Regions from separate parts of the Homo sapiens genome. Here regions 2 and 3 are each linked to region 1. A link is a loop called in an ENCODE intact Hi-C map of the cell type or tissue named here. Cell type or tissue: B cell. All regions are shown on one strand.

Evidence for each region. Hi-C counts contacts between places; a loop is a spot of excess contacts. Peaks named below come from ENCODE experiments on the same cell type or tissue, not always from the same donor. Only the 100,000 strongest peaks of a DNase experiment are listed, where the experiment ranks them.
Region 2: it touches region 1 in a loop (6-fold over the local background); 16 of 110 quality-filtered maps call a loop at or near these places.
Region 3: a loop joins it to region 1, with 16 times the contacts of the local background. A loop is called at or near these places in 2 of 110 quality-filtered maps.

The regions. Positions count from the first base shown.
Region 1 is chr5:43,395,465-43,399,464 of GRCh38, forward strand. The region is part of intron 1 of CCL28 (C-C motif chemokine ligand 28); the gene reads right to left. Among named protein-coding and RNA genes, the nearest start is that of CCL28, 15 kb to the right of the region's middle. RefSeq lists silencers at 1,655-1,714, 1,765-1,854. In B cell, no CTCF peak of the experiment used is centred here; a DNase peak (open chromatin) is centred at 1,597; H3K4me3 peaks cover 1,498 bases; H3K27ac peaks cover 1,589 bases.
Region 2 is chr5:43,119,008-43,123,007 of GRCh38, forward strand. ZNF131 (zinc finger protein 131) reads left to right here and starts at 1,907. Exons shown (of 7, transcript NM_001330707.2): 1 at 1,907-2,116; 2 at 3,032-3,170. The coding sequence starts at 3,047. RefSeq lists enhancers at 1,569-1,628, 2,426-2,994, 2,995-3,562 and silencers at 1,809-2,158, 2,589-2,848. In B cell, no CTCF peak of the experiment used is centred here; DNase peaks (open chromatin) are centred at 2,064 and 2,444; H3K4me3 peaks cover 2,509 bases; H3K27ac peaks cover 2,322 bases.
Region 3 is chr5:42,947,344-42,951,343 of GRCh38, forward strand. It overlaps LOC105374745 (a long non-coding RNA gene), which reads left to right and starts at 3,546. Exons shown (of 3, transcript XR_925964.3): 1 at 3,546-4,000. RefSeq lists enhancers at 3,080-4,000, 3,324-3,618, 3,380-3,439, 3,416-3,938, 3,416-3,560 and 1 more, a cis regulatory region at 3,483-3,493 and a silencer at 3,730-3,829. In B cell, CTCF peaks have their summits at 2,106 and 2,305; DNase peaks (open chromatin) are centred at 2,118, 2,518 and 3,608; H3K4me3 peaks cover 2,465 bases; H3K27ac peaks cover 2,683 bases.

The DNA.
Region 1 (4,000 bases):
CCAGGAGTTCAGGACCAGCCTGGGCAACATAGTGAGACCCTGTCTCTACAAAAAATTTAAAAGATTAGCCAGGCGTTGTGGCCCACCTACTTGGGAGGCTAAGGCAGGGGGATCACTTGAACCCAGGAGTTGGAGGCTTTGATCCTGCCATTGCGTTACAGGAAAGGGGTCCCCATCCAGACGCCAAGAGAGAGTTCTTGGATCTCGTGCAAGAAAGAATTTAGGGCCAGTCCGCAGTGCAAAGTGAAAGCAAGTTTATTAAGAAAGCAAAGGAATAAAAGAATGGCTACTTCATAGAGCAGCCCTGAGGGTGGCTGGTTGCCCATTTTTATGGTTATTTCTTGATGATATGCTAAACAAGGAGTGGACTATTCATGCCTTACCCCCCGCCTTTTTTTTTTTTTTTTTTTTTTTTGAGACGGAGTATCGCTCTGTATCGCTCTGTTGCCCAGACTGGAGTGCAGTGGCGAGATCTCTGCTCACTGCAAGCTCCGCCTCCCAGGTTCACGCCATTCTCCTGCCTCAGCCTCCCCAGTAGCTGGTACTACAGACGCCCGCCACCACACCCGGCTAATTTTTGTATTTTTAGTAGAGACGGGGTTTCACCGTGTTAGCCAGGATGGTCTCGATCTCCTGACCTCGTGATCCGCCCGCCTCTGCCTCCCAAAGTGCTGGGATTACAGGCGTGAACCACTGCGTCCAGCCCATGCCTCCCCTTTTGAGACCAAATCGGGTAACTTTCTGACGTTGCCATGGCATTTGTAAACTGTCATGGCGCTGATGGGAGTGTAGTAGTGAGGGCGACCAGAGGTTACCCTTGTGGCCATTTTGGTTTTGGTAGGATTTAGCCGGCTTCTTCACTGCAACCTGTTTTATTAGCAAGGTCTTTTATGACCTGTATTTTGTGCTGACCTATGTCATCCTGTGACTTAGATGGGAATGCAGCTTAGTAGGTTTCAGCCTCATTTTACCTAGCTCCTATTTTAAGATGGGAGTTGCTCTGGTTCACTCGCCTCTGACAATTGCATTGCAGCCTGGGCGACAGAGACCTTGTCTCTAATAATAAATAAATGTTTGGCTCTAAGCTTAGAAACAAAGCATTCAACTCATGGGTTAAAGAGGAAACCACAAAATCTTATTCTGGAAAATCGTAAAAGTACTATTTATTATAATGGGTGGGGTACAGTTAAATTTAGCCCTAAATGCATTTATTTAAAACACATACACGAAAAAAACGTGTGTTCAACTAAAAACCCGGAAAAGGAAAATCAGAGGAAACAAAGCACGAGAAAAAAAGAAAGAAAGAAAGAAAGAACGAAAAAAGAAAAGCACGACGTTATGGCGCTTTGAGGCTGTCGCGCTACTGGTATCTGTAGTCGTGGCTGCCGTGGACCAGGAGAGACTGAAGTGGAAAACAGCGGGCGGTAGCCGAAGCAGAGAGCAAGGAAGAGCGCGGGAAGTGCAGAGCGACAGCAACAAGAAAGGGGTGGCGCGGGACGTCGTTTACCTGGGCGACGTCCAGCCGCCCTTCCCGCCTCTGCGCGTACGCAACCTGCTTGGCGCCACTGACCTGGTGAGGAGGCTTCTTTAAGGCCGTGGACGGTTCCTACCCGCGCGCGGAGAGGACCGACGTGAAGAAGCTGCCAAAGTATAACAAGTACTACGCGAAGGGTAGGTAGGGTGGAGTCCCAGGCAGCGCGTGACGGCCGGATGCCCAGACGCGCACGTCGCCCGCAGGCGCACGCCTGGACCCGGGGGAGCCGGCTGGGGCGCCCAGGACCAGGCCTAGCCTACCGCGGGCTGCCCTTCACAGAGCTGCAGGAGAAAACGTTGTATTGTGCACGCATTCCCTAACCCTTACTAGTTTTTTTTTTTTTAATTGATCGGCCAGCTTTTGATGCGGGTATGTTAAAATCTCCCACTGTTATTGGGATTATGCCAGTTTTTTTTTTTCTTGCATTTCTGTCTACTTATGTGATACAACACTTGGGGTTATGTTTTCAGACGCCCAAGTACCCTCCTGGTCCACAGCCAGAATTAAAATGAGGCACGAGCCTCAGGTGCAGAATTTAAGGGACCGCCAAAAGAACTCCGTAATGAAGATAAGCAATATTTGGATGCAATATTTTTAAAAATAAAAATTAATGCAAAAAAGTCTATGATTAGTAAAATGCTGCAATTTTAAATAAAAACAAAATCTGACTGCATTTTCACGCCTCGATCATCTCTCTTGCCTCACAGGAGTCTGGGCCCTAGAGATAGCTTTTCTGTGAAGTGAACTTTTTTATCTTTCGGTTAAGATTCCTCTATTTCTACTATAACTTTTTGCTTAAATCATATTTTTCTGTTATTGACATTGCTACACTAATCTTTTGGTTTGTATTCATTTATTCTCTCTTTTTTTTGCGTTTTTAAATCCTTTTTCTTTGCTTTTTATTCTTTCTGTTGGAAAGGTATTTTCTGTATTTCCTTTATTAATATTTTTCTACTAAAAATTTAGGCAGAGTTGGGTCAAGAAAAAGCTCCCTTGGGAAAAATGTCTACAATATCTAGTACCGACATGTTTCTTTTTGAATCGTAGAAGTGTGTTATTTTACTAATTCAAGTGATTGTCACATCAGTAAAATTCTAGAAGCATTTATAGGGTGCTGCCTGCATTGTATCAGTCTTTGTAACAGACACCGAGTATATAAGAATTAATAAGTCATAGTACCTGCCCTCAGGGCGCCTACAATTAGCAATTAGCAGACTTTTTTTTCTTTTTTTCCTTAGATAAGATCTTGCTCTGTCACCCAAGCTGGAGTGCTGGAGTGCAGTAGTACAAACACAGCTAACTGCAGCCTTCACCTCCTGGCGTCAAGTGATCCTCTTGCCTCAGCCTCCCGTGTTGCTGGGACCACCGGTGCACACCACCATGCCTACCTAATTTCTTTATTTTTTTGTAGAGATGGGACCTCACTTTGTGCCCAGGCAGAGCAGACATTTTTCTAACATTGTCTCATTGGACCTCTCTGCTGTATTTAACACTTACCCATTCCTTCCTTGAAAATTTCCATATTCCTAGTTACTAGTCTCTTCTAATATTCTGAATAATGAGAAATTACAGCTGGGCACAGTGGCTCATGCCTGTAATCCCAGCACTTTGGGAGGCCAAGGCAGGAGGATCACGAGGTCAGAAGTTCAAGACCAGCCTGGCCAAGATGGTGAAACCCCATCTCTACTAAAAATACAAAAAAATTAGCCGGGCATGGTGGCAGACGCCAGTAATTCCAGTTACTCAGGAGGCTGAGACAGAGAATTGCTTGAACCCGGGAGGTGGAGGTTGCAGTGAGCCGAGATTGTGCCACTGCACTCCAGCCTGGGCGACAGAGAGGGACTCCATCTCAAAAAAAAAGAAGAGAAATTACTTTCTCTGCCTCTTGAATGCGTCCTCCTTTGCCCTCTCCTCAATAGTTAGCATTCTGAAAGTGCCATCCCTAACCTACTGCTCTTTTCTTTCCACATCTCATGTTTAAAATTTTTACTATGTCAGTAACTTCAAAATGTGTTTTTTTAGCTCTACCCAAATATTCTGATGTGTATCCACCTGCCATTGAATATGCACTTGGATATCCCACAGGCACCCCAAACTCAACAGAGCCGCAACTGAAGACATCATCTCCTGCCACTTTAAATCTACTGTTTTCCTTTTCTCATCTCGTTTAATCACTTTGTACTGTTATCCAAGTGTAATTCCATCTTCTGCACTCCCATGGCCAGTCAAACTCCTGTAGATTGTATTTTCCTTAACACTTTTCAGATCTGTCTCCTCTTTCTCCTTGTTACCACTCTTAGTTCAGGACCTTATTAATTGACTTCTGGACTGCTGAACCTCTCAGTTGTCTACTTTCTTCCAATTTTGTCATTTCCCCATTTGAATCTGAGGTCCCACAGTACCTTGTGCTTTCCTATATCTTAGTCTTTACCATGTATGACATTAAGAGTCTATATGACTGTCTTT
Region 2 (4,000 bases), 280 kb before region 1:
TATGTAGGCCCATATATCCAAGGGCCTCTAACATTATCTCCTTATAATAACACCTCTGGTTCCATCCTCTCTCCCCATCCAGCTCCGCCAGTTGTATTTCCTATTTTGGTAGATGGTGCCAACAATCTACTGGCTCAAGCCAGAAATCCAGGAGCCATCTTTGACTATTCTTTCTCCCTTGTCACCAATATATCCAGCAATATTTATTTAGTATCTATGGCATGCTTTACAGCCAATGTTGGTTCTATCTCTAGATTTTTTTTTTTTTTTTTGAGACAGGGTCTCACTCTGTTGCCCAGGCTGGAGTGAAGTGGCACCATCTTAGCTCACTGCAGCCTCAACCTCCCTGAGCTCAAGTGATCCTCCCACCCCAGTCTTCCAAGTAGCTGAAACAATAGGTGCACACCATCACTAATTTTTTTGTATTTTGTAGAGACGATGTTTCACCATGTCACCCAGGCTGGTCTTGAACACCTGGGTTCCAGCGATCCTCCCCGACTGGGCCTCCCAAAGTGATGGGATTACAGGCCTGAACCACTGCGCCCAGCCTATCTCTAGATTCTGACCAGCTCTCTAATTCCATTTTCCCCCATGGTTTCATCTACATTACTAACAGTCTCCCAGTTGATCTCTATTCCTAGCAGCTTGTCCCATTTAATCTGTTCTCCATATTGGGGCTAGAATTATCTCTTTAAAAAGTACATCTTAGGATGTCACCATGCGGCAAGGCTTCCCCTTGCAAAAAGAAAATCTGACATCTTCAACACTTTTTATAAGGCACCCTTGTGCGTCTATCCAGCAACATTGTTTCAGTTTCCTGAATGCTATAATCTTGGTGCCTTTGCATGTGCTATACTTTTGGCTAAGAACACTTAGACTTCACATCACTTAAAAACATTTTTTGTTTTAATACAGATGGGGTCTCGCTATGTGCCCAGGCTGGCCTCAAACTCCTGGGCTGAACTCCTCCTCCCCAACTCGGCCTCCCAAAGTGCTGGGATTACAAGCGTGAGCCACCGCGCCCGCCCACATCTCTTCTTACAGGTCAACTGGCTTTCCTTGACACCCAGTTACTTCGTTCTTCAGGTGTTGCAAAACTCATCAGCAAGCACCTAGGCAATTACTGTTCAAAATATCTATGCAGTCTACTAGACTTAAGATTCAGAAAGGCAGAAACCACATATACCTTGTTCACAGCTGGACTTCTCAGTGTCTAGTACTAGGATTCTCAATACATATCTGTTGAAGTTATGATGACATTATTACCATATAGCTATTTGAGTTCCTCCGTAATCCCAATTCTCAAGTTCTTTGAGAGAAAAAAATAAGTAAATCTCAATTATAGAATTATCCTCAAAATGTATTTATATATAATATTTCTTTGGAGGAATTAAGGAAGCAGTCACATGCAGCTGACTGTGGGTCACTGGACTTTTTTTTTTTTTTGAGACGTTGTCTCGCTCTGTCGCCCAGGCTGGAATGCAGTGGCACTACCTCAGCTCACTACAACCTCCACCTCCCCGCTTCAAGCTATTCTCCTGCCTCAGCCTCCCGAATAGCTGGGATTACAGGCGCCCACCACCATTCCCGGCTAATTTTTGTATTTTTAGTAGAGACGGGGTTTCGCCATGTTGCCCAGGCTGGTTTCGAACTCCTGACCTCATGTGCTCCACCCGCCCAGGCCTCTCAAAGTGTTGGGATTACAGGCATGAGCCACCGCGCCGGCCTGGACTCTTTAAAGGAGTGGGGAAGGCCTGCACTAACGGGATCCGGTGTAAATAATTCTGAGCAGCTCCAGGTCCTGAGCCCAGCAAGCACGTGCTGCGGCAGGGCGCGGGGAGGGCGCGCTTCGCGGAGGAAGATTCCGGGCGGCCCGAACGTGCTCGCGCCCGTAGCTGCCGCTGCCGGGGCCGCGGCCGCCCGGGTGCCCAACCGAACGCACGTGCGCCAGCGGGGCCCGAGCAGAAGGGGAGCCCCGGCTCTCACGAAGAAAATGGAGGGCGACCCACGGGTTAGGGGTCAGGAAAGGCGTGGGGCGCATTATGCCCTGGGAGGGGAAAGCACGGAACAAGAGGCTCTGAGGGACGGAGAGGAAGGAGGGCGACCCACGAGCTAGGTAAGGCGGGCCAACCCAGGTCTCGGAAGGAAGGGGGCGGGGCAGGACGGGGCGGGAGGGGCCGCGCAGTAGCTGGGCTGTGAGGACGGTTGGCGAGTTCATTCCGGGCTCGGGTCGGGAAGTGTCCGCCCCTGGAGTCAAGCTGGGGAGGGTGAGAGGTTGAAGGGCAATGACTTAGGTTCCCAGCTTCTGGCCCTGCCAGGCTCTGCAGTAGCCCAAGCCCACCGCTGCCCGGTTTCTTCTCAGAGAGCAAGCCCTCGCCCTTCGTGAGCGCCAAATCCCCGCGCTCGGCCCCGCCCATCCACTGAGGGGTGTGGGTAGGGGCGTGGCCCGTTCCCTTGCTGGTCGGCGCCCGGAAGGCGTCCGCGTCAGCCGGAGCTCGACGCGGTGACGGTGTGCGTCGACGTAAGTGACGCGCAAGCCTGGGCCGCTCCTCCTTCCCTCAGTGAGTGCCGGCCCGGTCGGGGCGGGGGAGAAGAGGGAGGGCGGGGGAGGGAGAGGCGACCCGAGAGTCGTTGTGGGTCGCGGGCCGGACCGGGTCCCGGGGCGGTGGGAGCCCCGGCCGGGCAGAAGGGCTTGGCGGGCCGTTAGAGGACCGCCACGGCTGTCGAGTCCCCTCCCTTGTTGGACTTGCGCGCCCTGGCGCTCGGAACCTCCGGCGCTGTGCCCACCCCGCTCTAGCTCGCGTCTCCCGACTCCAATTAGGTCAGGCTCGGAGTCCCGCGGCCGCGGCTCCGGTCTCAACGCTCCGGGGCCGCTCGGCTCGCCTTTCTTCCCTCGCCTTTCTCTCCTCTTGCTTCACCCTCCCCCCTTCTTTTCACGTTGCTGGTTTTTTTTGTTGTTGTTTTATGCTTTAGGGGTTTTGTTCCTCGGCTCGAGCTCATGGGTGTACATTATCATGCTCTTCTTTTGTAGAGCAGCCCGACGGCCATGGAGGCTGAAGAGACGATGGAATGCCTTCAGGAGTTCCCTGAACATCATAAAATGATCCTCGACCGATTGAATGAACAGCGAGAGCAGGACCGGTTTACTGACATCACCCTAATTGTCGACGGTGGGTAGGGCAGTGGGCAGAGGAGCGAATTTTTGGCTTCAGTTTTTTTCTGTCCTTCGGACACCCGCCTTTTTTTTTTTTTTTTTTTTTTTAACCCATCCTCTATGGTCTCCCTACCAAAGTCTGCAGAGTGTGTGCACTGGGACCAGATTGCACTTGTCAGTGTCCACTCACACAGCGTGCTGCAGAAGGCTGGTTGGTCAGTCATGCCTTCCACGTAGTCTGGTGTTCATCTCATTTTAACTTCTTACATCCTGTTGAGTGCAAGATGATGTCGTTGGGGACAGATTGTCTCAAAATGTTTGGTTGATAGCCTCTTGTTGGTAAGCTTTGAGAAGTCCCTTACAGGAGTCATTTGGGAAGTGTTGATTTTTTTTCTAGTTTCCCAAATGGTCTTGAAGGGAGAATGAGAGATTCCATTGCAGCACTCATACCCCCTTTGAGAATCTCCAAAATAAAATGGGGTCTTTACCAGCCTTAGGAGTTGCCTCTATAATGGAAGGAAATCCAGCGTGGGTATGTTTTCTGTTTAGCGAAAATAGGTTTCTCAAGGTAACCTGTTTTTAAAATTATGGGTCTACCATAGATGGAGCTTCCAAATATTAGGCATATTAAAATGTTTTTCATAGCAGACATATCCAGCTTTGTGCTTACGGTTTTTTTCTCTCTTTCCAAATGATATGTGACCTTTTGGGTTGTCCTTTTATTTAGCAGTTTCAACTGAGTTGGATATGCTTCTCACTACTTAATTGGAAACAACAGAGTGTCAAGAGGCTCCTTACCTAGTGTTGTAAATTAGGCTTTATAAAACTAAAGGGGTTTGAAGTGAA
Region 3 (4,000 bases), 450 kb before region 1:
AAAAATACAAAAATTAGCAGGGTGTGGTGGTGGACACCTGCAATCCCAGCTACTCGAGAGACTGAGGCAGGAGAATCACTTGAACCTGGGAGGTGGAGGTTGCAGTGAGCCAAGACTGCACCATTGCCTGGGCAACAAGAGCAAAACTCCATCTCATAAAAAAATAAATAAACATAAATAAATAAGTAAATAAATAAATAAGCCAGGCATGGTGCTATGTACCTGTAGCCACAGCTACTTGGGAGGCTGAGGAAGGAGGACTGCATGAGCTGAGATGGCGGAGGCTGCAATAAGCTATAGTTGTACCACTGCACTCCAGCCTGGGTGACAGAGTGAGACCCGGTCTCAGAAAAATAAAAGGGAAAAAAAAGGCCAAAAATACTGTGGAGTGGCCCTTCCAGCACTTGCTTGCTTTCTCTAACACCACTCATTCTCTTGCCCCTACTTAGCTAGGAATGGTAATGCTTTCTTCTGGTGAAAGTCTGGAGTGCTCCCTACCTCTTGTTTGTTTCCTTTTACCTGTCCACAAATGCTCATTGTAAGTAGTCAGTTACTTTATTAAACACTTCTCAACTACCCCTTTTTGTGCATTCATTTTATGCACCAACATTGATAATACAGATTCCACTGGCAAGTATAAAATTATTCCAAAATATTTAGCAAAGCAAAATATTTCATCCTGGGGCAGTTCAGAGTTTGGACAAAGAAAGTTGATGTGCCAGAGCAAACAGATTGAGTGTCTGCTGAAGCAAAAGAAAAGGGCAGTGACTTGTCATGGAAGCTGAAGAAATACATTTGCTATACAAAATGCTGAAGAGAGGTTGACATTTGTGGGAATAGGAAAATGAAATTGTGGAATGAAAGATTCATTATACAGGATTCACTGGGATGTGAAAATTGGAGATAATAAATATACAGTCCTTATGTTACATTTTTAACCTTTTATTTAAAATGATTTAAAATTTACAAGAAAAAATGCAAGAAGGAACCACAGAAATCCAGCTTTTTTTTTTTTTTTTTTTTTTTTGAGACAGAGTCTCGCTGGAGTGCAATGGTGCAATCTCGGCTCACTGCAACCACCACCTCCCGGGTTCAAGTGATTCTCCTACCTCAGCTTCGTGAGTAGTTGTGACTGCAGGCTTGAGCCACCACGCCCAGCTAAGTTTTGTATTTTTAGTAGAGATGGGGTTTCACCATGCTGGCCAGGCTGGTCTCGAACTCCCAACCTCAGGTGATCCTCCCGCCTCTGCCTCCCAAAGTGCTGGGATTACAGGCGCAAGCCACCGCACCCGGCTGCAGCCTACCTTTTATCCATATTCCCTCCCCTCCTCTCTTTAAAGAATTTGGGGCCACCACGGTGGCTCCCACCTGTAATCCCAGCCCTTTGGGAGGCCGAGGCGAGTGGACCACCAGAGGTCAGGAGTTCGATACCAGCATAATCAACATAGTGAAACTCCATCTCTACCAAAAATACAAAAATTAGCCGGGTTTGGTGGCATGCACCTGTAATCCCAGCTACTTGGGAGGCTGAGGTAGAAGAATTGCTTGAACTCAGGAGGCAGAGGTTGCAGGGAGCCGAGATCACACCACTGCACCCGCCTGGGCGACAGAGCAAAAATTTTTTTTAATTGTAAAAACACTGTACAACTTATGGCCAGTAAACTTTAATATTTAGTGTGCATTTCCTAAGAACAGGGATATTGTCTTACATAAGCTTACACAGTAGCACAGTACAGTTATCAATTGCAGGAAATTTAACCTTACTATAATACACTTCAGCATCAGCCTGGGTATTTATGTCTCCGGAGCTCGTGGGCGGAGGCAAGCCAAATATGAAACTCAATAGTAATAAATGCACTAAAATTAGTACACAAATGAAAAACGATAAAATTTTAGAAAGTACATAGAACCAAAACAAACCGTAATTCCGACGGAAAAACAGCGAGAAAAGAAAACGAAATGAAACTGACACTAAGCAGACCGTATAGAGAAGTAGCCCTACAGAACGCAGGGATTAAAGAGAGCTTCAGAGGCCAAGAACCACCTGTGTCCGGGAAATGAGCATTGCTGCCACCAGGAAACTGTCCGCTAGGGCTCGGCACTACTAAGGACCTCGCTAACAATAATCTGGCTGCGCTGGGACTCAGCAAGAGCAGACACCCAGCGGATTGCCCTGGTGTTGCCAAACAAATGTCCATTTAGGTGCCATAAATGGTGCTGCTAGAAAGAAACTGCGGGCTCTTAGATAGGAGTCCTGTCTGGAGAAATGAACTGACTGTGTTTAAATGTGTTGTGACAGAAAAATGTGTTGTGGCATCTTATTGTGTTTTAAGTCGTTTAATGTGTTTTAACCCGTTGTAATGTGCTGTGAGAGAAAAAGCCGCAGCTAACGGTGCTATGGAATTACTAGAGAGCACAGAGGCTGGGTGCAGTCACCGGTCTGCACCGTAAAAAGGGGTTCAGGAAGTTCCTACGAGATATTAGCGTTTCTAGGACCCAGAAAGAGACAGCACAGAGAATTTACGGGCCCCGAAAACATGAAACGTCCTGTTGGGCGCTAAGAATTGTGCACCAATTGAGAAAACGCCCAGTGGGCGCTACTGGCAAAAGTGCTGACGCAAAACCGACAGCTCCGCATAAGAAGCGGAGTCGCCAGACAGAACCCGGGACCTGGCAGCAGCAAGTCTGAGACCGAGATCGGCTCCCCGCGTCCTGAGCATGCAAGTCAAGGAGCACGAAGCTGAGACATTTAAAATCAGTAGAAAAAAATACATAACATTTAAATAGAAATACAATTTAAAAATAATAGAAGCCTAAAATGCAAGTAGAAATGAAAGGCAAGCACATCGGTAATGTCGTTCTCAGAGCAAGACACAAAAAGACAATTAAAAAATAAGCAAAAATTGCTGACAACCATTCCTACAAAGAAGAAATTACAAATGTTTGTAATGCAATCCTACGATTAGGATATCCCTATCCGATCTAAACCAGTACATGTTACACCTAAGTCTAAATTTCCTACCAAATTAAATAAATAAATAAATAACAGTCATGGTTAAACCTGTTTAGCTTAGACTATAAAATGGTAGGAAAAAAAGTCGCTTTCGGCGGGACTTGCTATTGTCAACTGGGGCTTGGCAAAACTGAAAAATCCCGTTTGCCTGCATTTCCTGACTTCCAGGGGAGTTTAAAAAACACAGGCCTAGCTAAGGCGGGACCCGCTATTGTGAAACCAAACTTAGTATAAGAGCTCCCAGGCCCTGCTAAACTGGTCATCGCTAAGCAAAAAAAAAAAAAAAAACCGCATTCGCTGGTACCCAGATTTCTACAGGAGTTAAACGTCTCCTGAGCAGCTAAAGCAGAGCTTACTAGTAAGAAACTTGCAATGACTAAGGAACTTGAGGCAGGGCTAACCCGGGGTTGTTAGGATTAGAATTCCGAGGCTACAGGAAACCCGGAATTGCTGAGATGTGAGTCACAGGGTGACTCAGCCTCGTTACGATGAAACAGTAACTTCCTACTACCTAGAAATCGCAGCCAGGGCCAGACCGGTGTTTGTCCTAAGTCGGAACTTGATTGGGCTGAGAAATCACATTGTGACTATTCCACGACTTGAACAAGGGGTAGAAATCGCAGGCACCGCGAAATAGAAACTTCCTAGGACCAAGAAGCCAACGACGCCCGAAACCGTGGGGTCCTGTCACAGAAACCCCAGCAGCGCAGCCACCGGACTGGGTTCTGGAGGCCGAGCCGCAGTCCGTGCGGCGGCGCTGGGAAGAGAAGGCGCCCCGGCAGCTCCCCTGCCACCGGCCCCGAGGAGCGGCTGGCTCCCCCAGCCCAGCGCCGCCGCCGCCCGGTAACTCCAGGCGCAACTGGGCGCAACTGGGGCAGCTGCGACACCGAATCCCTCACATCTGCAACCTGGGTGCTGCGGCCACTGAGAAAATGGAGGCGCAGACCAACGAGCGGTGCCGCGACCGAGAGACCTCGGCTGGCGAAA